Linked DNA regions of Homo sapiens: region 1 is linked to region 2. Evidence: chromatin contacts called from ENCODE Hi-C data. All regions are on one chromosome and are shown on one strand. Each heading gives the region's core, a stretch centred on a gene start or an enhancer-like site at or near the end of the contact. The rest is flanking DNA. Distances are from core to core; before and after follow the strand shown. Region 1 holds the start of DNAJC16 (DnaJ heat shock protein family (Hsp40) member C16). Region 2 holds the start of DFFA (DNA fragmentation factor subunit alpha).

Region 1 (2,777 bases), core at 176-2,675, 5.1 Mb before region 2:
TTAGTAGAGACAGGGTTTCACCATGTTGGCCAGGCTGGTTTTGAACTCCTGACCTCAGGTGATCCACCCGCCTCGGCCTCCCAAAGTGTTGGGATTACAGGCGTGAGCCATCGCGCCGGCCAATATGGTCATTATTAATGGAAACCTCAGATGAGAAAAAGCGGCAAGAAAAAATTTAGTTTTACATGTGAAGAAGAATTAACGGCAAAGACCAAATAGCAGGCGTGGTCTTTAAAAGTTTCAAGCTCCATCTCTGGTGAGTACAGTGACTTAATTCATTGTGAATTTTGGAAATAATCCTGGCTGGTTAATGAACAGGGTAGTGCTGGAACTGCAGATATTTATACTCCACAATTATGATTGCTGTTATACCCTACAATGTTTTTTTTCAAGGAACACATTTATCTTGATTTCTCACAAGTTAATACAGTTTTAAGGTTCAAGTGTCTTCTGTGACACCTTACTGAAGAAGGGCAAAGCTATAACAGTGGTGGATTTCCGTAAGTGCAAGTTTAATGCCGCCTGGGAGTCCTCACAAAATTGACTAATCTGATGACCAACGTTTAAAATTGCATACGTGCTGAATAAAATCCTAAAACAAACCAGTTTCTTCTTTGTTAAGGCAACCTATTATATCCTAGAAAACACGTGAAGGCAATGTAGCTACTGGTTAAGCATATGGGTTGAAGACTAGGATCTATTCTCCACTACTTTATTACCTTGGGCAAATTATTTAAACTTACTAAGCATCAGCGTCCTTATTCATAAAATGGGAATGAATACTACCACCTTGAAGGATCATCATGTGGGGACTAAATGCATGTAAAGGGTTTACTGAGCCCAGAGTCAACAGTCAACAAATGGTCGTTAGTGCTATTATTTCTACCATGCAGTACGATCGCTGCCTTATTTAACCATGTCAGTTCCTTCCAGCTAGAGGGCCGAAGTGGCGGTGGTCTGGGAAGTTCTTTAGCTGACATGCGAGATAGACGGCGCCGACCTCGGAGCAGCAAACACCTGCCCAACAGGTAGGCTGCCAGCTCTCTGGGCAGCATATCCAGGACCAGGAAGAAGCTCCCAGAGACAAGCTCCAGGTCTAAGCCCCGCCTCGCGCTCCTGCCGGAGGTCGCAACCCTGCAGGAGACAGCCCCCTCCCCCGCCGCCCTCCGAGAGCCCAGGGCCCGGCCCTGTTGGCTCCCGGCTCCCCCCGGGGCCAGCAGTGACTGGAAACGAGAAGGAACTGAGGGGAAATCCCTGAGTCGGCCTGGCCCCGCCGCGTCCGCGGTTCCGCGCGTCACGCCGGGAAGGAGTTACCGGGAAAGTACACCGGCCCAACCGGCTGCAGCTCCGTGCTCCAGTTAGTTCGCCGGGCCGGGAGCTTCCCGTCCACACCAGCGCTCGCCTGGGCCTGGGGAGGGGAAAGAGGAGGGGACAAGCCCGAGGGGAGTCACGTGACGCTTAAAGGTCTATCGCACTGAAGGCGAGGACCGAACAGGTCGAGGGCGTCTACTGGGCGAATCTATTTTGACCCTTGCCACTCGCCGTCTAGGCGTGGACCTGGGGTGGTTGCTATAGAAACGAGGCGCGCTCTTTGGTTGCAGCCAAAAGGCTGATCGTGACCAAAGAGGCCAAAACGTGCCTCCTAGCGAGGCGAAGTCGCTATGCATGATGGGATACCAGAAGGACCTCCTCGATCCAGGAAGGTGTTTCCGCTCCTACCGGGAGATGGCCCTCGTCTAGCAACAGTTGCTAGGATGGGGACGCACTCTCTGGTCCCTATTCTCTTTAACCCTATTCGTAGAACCTTAGAGCGTCAGATTGGAAGTGACCTTAGGGATTCTTTAACTCTCCAACTCCTGCAATATTGATAGGGAGACCGAGGTCCAGAGAGGGGCAGAGATTTGCCCAAGGCCTAGAATCCAGCATTCCTTTTATTTTTGTTTACTTATCTTTTTTTTTTTTGAGAGAATCCAGGACTTTTAATCCCGTTTACCGAAAACCGAGCTCCACCCAAGAATGTACCAGTCTGTGCCTTAAGCACGGGGAAAGGGCGGTGGGGGTGGAGAGAGGGATAAGGCACAGGTAAGTGAAGGAAACTTTCTTTGAGCCAATGAGATAGATCCCTTGCGGATATAAAGAGCTTTCATATCTCCCTGTCTTGTTTTTATTTTTTTCTCTTTGCATTTATCACTATCTAACATAGTATGTCTTATTTATTGATATAGTTTATCACCTGATCCTTCCACTGGAATGTAAACTCTAAAAGCAGGGATTTTGTTTTGTTCACCTTCATGTTCTTAGTGTTTGACTACAGGCTCAATAAATATTCGTAGAAGTGAACGAATGGGGCTGAGGTTTTGGTGCTCAAGAGATTATATTCTAAGGTGGATTCTTAAGAGTGTGGCTTACAGAGTCAGGTTCGGGTTTCAATCCTGCCTGCCTCGGCCACTTAGTACCCAAGTGACCTTAAACATTCGTTTCCCTGAACCCTAGGGTCTACATCTGTAAAACCGGCGGGGGGTGGGAATACTTTCCTGGCAGGATTGTAGTTAAGGATAAGTGAAATAAGCATGAAAAGTGGCTAGCACGATGCCTGGGACTTAGCAAATGCTCAGTAAACAGAAACGATTATTTTTGAAATGTGAAAATGAACCGTTCAGAACGATGGGAGTTTACAGGACTAGATTTCTGCCGTTTTTTTTTTTTTCTGTGTGGGAGGTGTTAGGGTGGGAGGGAGGGAAGAGGGAATGGAAGACTGTGTAAGGTGGGCTTGGTTG
Region 2 (2,700 bases), core at 189-2,688:
GTTGAGGCTGCAGTGAACTATGATTATGCCACTGCACTCCAGCCTGGGCGACAGAGCGAGACCTTGTCTAAAAATAAGATAAGAAAATAAAAAATGAAATTATATGAAAAAGGATACATACATTAGAGTTAACCGCCAGCTCCTATTATAGTTGTGTTTTGATCAATATAGACTGCTTAAAAGGGATGACTTAATGAATAATTCCTCCTACTAAACGCTGTTTTAAATGTCTAAACTTTTCTTGAGATAATATCCAATTTCCTCTCCCACGTTTTTTTTGTTTGTTTTTGCTTTTGTTTTTGTTTTTGCTTGAGACGAAGTCTTGCTCCTGACGCCCAGGCTGGAGTGCAATGGTGCGATCTGGGCCGACTGCAACCTCCGCCTCCCGGGTTCAAGCGATTCACCTGCCTCAGCCTCCCAAGAGCTGGGACTACAGGCGTGCGCCATCACGCCCGGCTAATTTTTGTATTTTTAGTAGAGATAGGGTTTCACCATGCTGGCCAGGCTGGTCTCAAACTACTGACCTCAGATCATCTGTCCGCCTCGGCCTCCTAAAGTGCTGAGATTACAGGGGTGAGCCACCGCCCCCGGGGCCCTTGCCCACGTTTTTATAAACAAAATATGAGGTGGGAGGATTGCTTGAGCCCAGGAGATCAAAACTGCAGTGAGCCATCATCGCGCCACTGCACTCCAGCCTGGGAGACAGAGCGAAACGCTGTCTCAAAAAAAGAAAAAAGAAACAAGGAAGGAAAGTGTCCCCCGAATGAATAAATATGAGCAGATAATTACTTCTAGTTTACATAAAATGCCCTCTTTTAAGAGAGGAACTTTTTGATCATTTTTATTACTATTCTTTTAATCTTAGATGTTTATTTTTCAGGAGGAAAAAAACAAACTTTTCCATAGTAGCAGTATTAAAACAAAGATGAATATGTTGTCAAGAGGCATCTGAACAATCTCCAACAGTGCCGAGTCGCATTTCCCCTTTCCTCTCCGATGCATTTGAGACTTTAATGCTTACTATATTTATTTAAGCGTTTTGTTCTGAGACCCCAAACTAATTTGCACAGTTGAAGCAGGAAATAGAATGGGTGGAAACATGCGGGTGTCTGTATTAGCATTATGCATCTCATATGCGAATAGGAATGCTCTAAAAATTCAATACAGTATACATGCGTGTGCATCGTCATGCAAAATAAGTCTCTATTGGCCTTATATTTGAACGCGCGAATGCAGCTCCTAAAAGTTAAAAACAACTCCTAGGCTGAATCGCGCGATAGAACGAAAGCGGCTTTAAACCCAGAGACTACAGTTTCCGGCATGCTTCGACGCCACACGTGATTAGCGGCAACTAGAACTACATTTCCCGGCGTGCCCTGGTCTCACGTGTGATTTGCTGCGGAACGAACTACATCTCCCGGCAGGCTGCGGAAGGGGGTCGAGTAGAAGGACCGCCGCTCCGGCCTCCCGCGACTTCTCGAAGGTGGGCAGGTCCCACCTTGTGGAGGATGGAGGTGACCGGGGACGCCGGGGTACCAGAATCTGGCGAGATCCGGACTCTAAAGCCGTGTCTGCTGCGCCGCAACTACAGCCGCGAACAGCACGGCGTGGCCGCCTCCTGCCTCGAAGACCTGAGGAGCAAGGGTTGGCTCGGGACCCCGGGCGAGGGTGTGGGGGAGCCAGGGCCGGGTGAGGACGTCCGGCGGGGGCGAGGCGGGGTCAGGAGAGGCGACTTGGGGATTCTTGTATCTCGGGTGGAGGCTTGGGACAGAAACGGTCCGAGTGGGCATAGCGATTTACAGATTTAAGGCGCTTGAGCGTAATTAATCTCGTGTGAGACTCCACGGTGGTGGGAAGACAGCCAGGAAGCAATGTGCAAATTAAGCCAGACTCGGCTTAGGTCTCTTGCCTGAAATCACTTCGATGTTGGACCAAACGGACCCCACTGGGTTCCTGCCACTCCGCCACACTCAGATGGTACAAGAACCCCCAGCTGAGCCCACGGCGGTGTGGGGAGGGGTTTCCACCGTCCGCTCTGGCAGGAACCTATGCAGGAAAGAGGGAGCTGCTACTGACCATTTCTGGAGGTCCAGACAAGGAACGTGAGTTGTAAGTGACGGAGCCGACGGAAGTTCCGAGCCCGGCCCCATACCTTTACCAGCTGCTTGGCCTTGCACTTAACCAGCTCTCAACCCTCAGTTTTCTCATCAGCAAATTGGGTATAATATTTATAGCCCTGCTTCAAAGGGTTGTTGGTTCTCTCAAATAAGATGATATATTTAAGTGACTTACAAGTCTTATTAGCCAGTAGCAACAAATCGCTTACCCAAAGAAGTTTTACAGGTTACATGTGTGAGCCAGCCCCAGGCATGTAGTCACAGTGTGTGTCAGAGGGCACAGTTGCTTCCTCTCAGTCACCAACAGAAATCATATGGAAATTTTCAGAGACCCATGAACAGCCAAAGCATTATAAATGCTTTGGTAACATGGATTTTGCATATAAGCATTTATGTATTTTTTTTCCTGACATTAGATTACTTTACTTCTAATTCCCCTTCAGTGCCGTGGCTGGATGTGCGTGGCACAGAGGCTGGTGTTCTCTGCAGTCCAGCGCATACATGCCTTGCTGTTCTATTGGGTGGTAGACAACACCGCTGAAGGATATTTGTAGTCTCTTGGCTATTTCTGATCACTCCAGTC

Evidence for each region. A loop is a pair of places that touch in the nucleus more often than their neighbours do. Pooled maps may share reads with other maps.
Region 1: a map of naive thymus-derived CD4-positive, alpha-beta T cell shows a loop between it and region 2 (30-fold over the local background). The contact joins the promoter of DNAJC16 here to the promoter of DFFA in region 2. A Hi-C loop is called at or near these places in 1 of 168 maps with a recorded cell type or tissue (naive thymus-derived CD4-positive, alpha-beta T cell), 1 of 37 single-sample maps with no recorded cell type and 10 of 50 pooled maps.

The regions. Positions count from the first base shown.
Region 1 is chr1:15,525,496-15,528,272 of GRCh38, reverse strand. DNAJC16 (DnaJ heat shock protein family (Hsp40) member C16) reads right to left here and starts at 1,425. Exons shown (of 15, transcript NM_015291.4): 1 at 1,315-1,425. RefSeq lists silencers at 961-1,060, 985-1,279, 1,401-1,540 and enhancers at 1,651-1,750, 1,266-1,769.
Region 2 is chr1:10,471,267-10,473,966 of GRCh38, reverse strand. DFFA (DNA fragmentation factor subunit alpha) reads left to right here and starts at 1,438. Exons shown (of 6, transcript NM_004401.3): 1 at 1,438-1,644. The coding sequence starts at 1,509. RefSeq lists an enhancer at 1,870-1,969.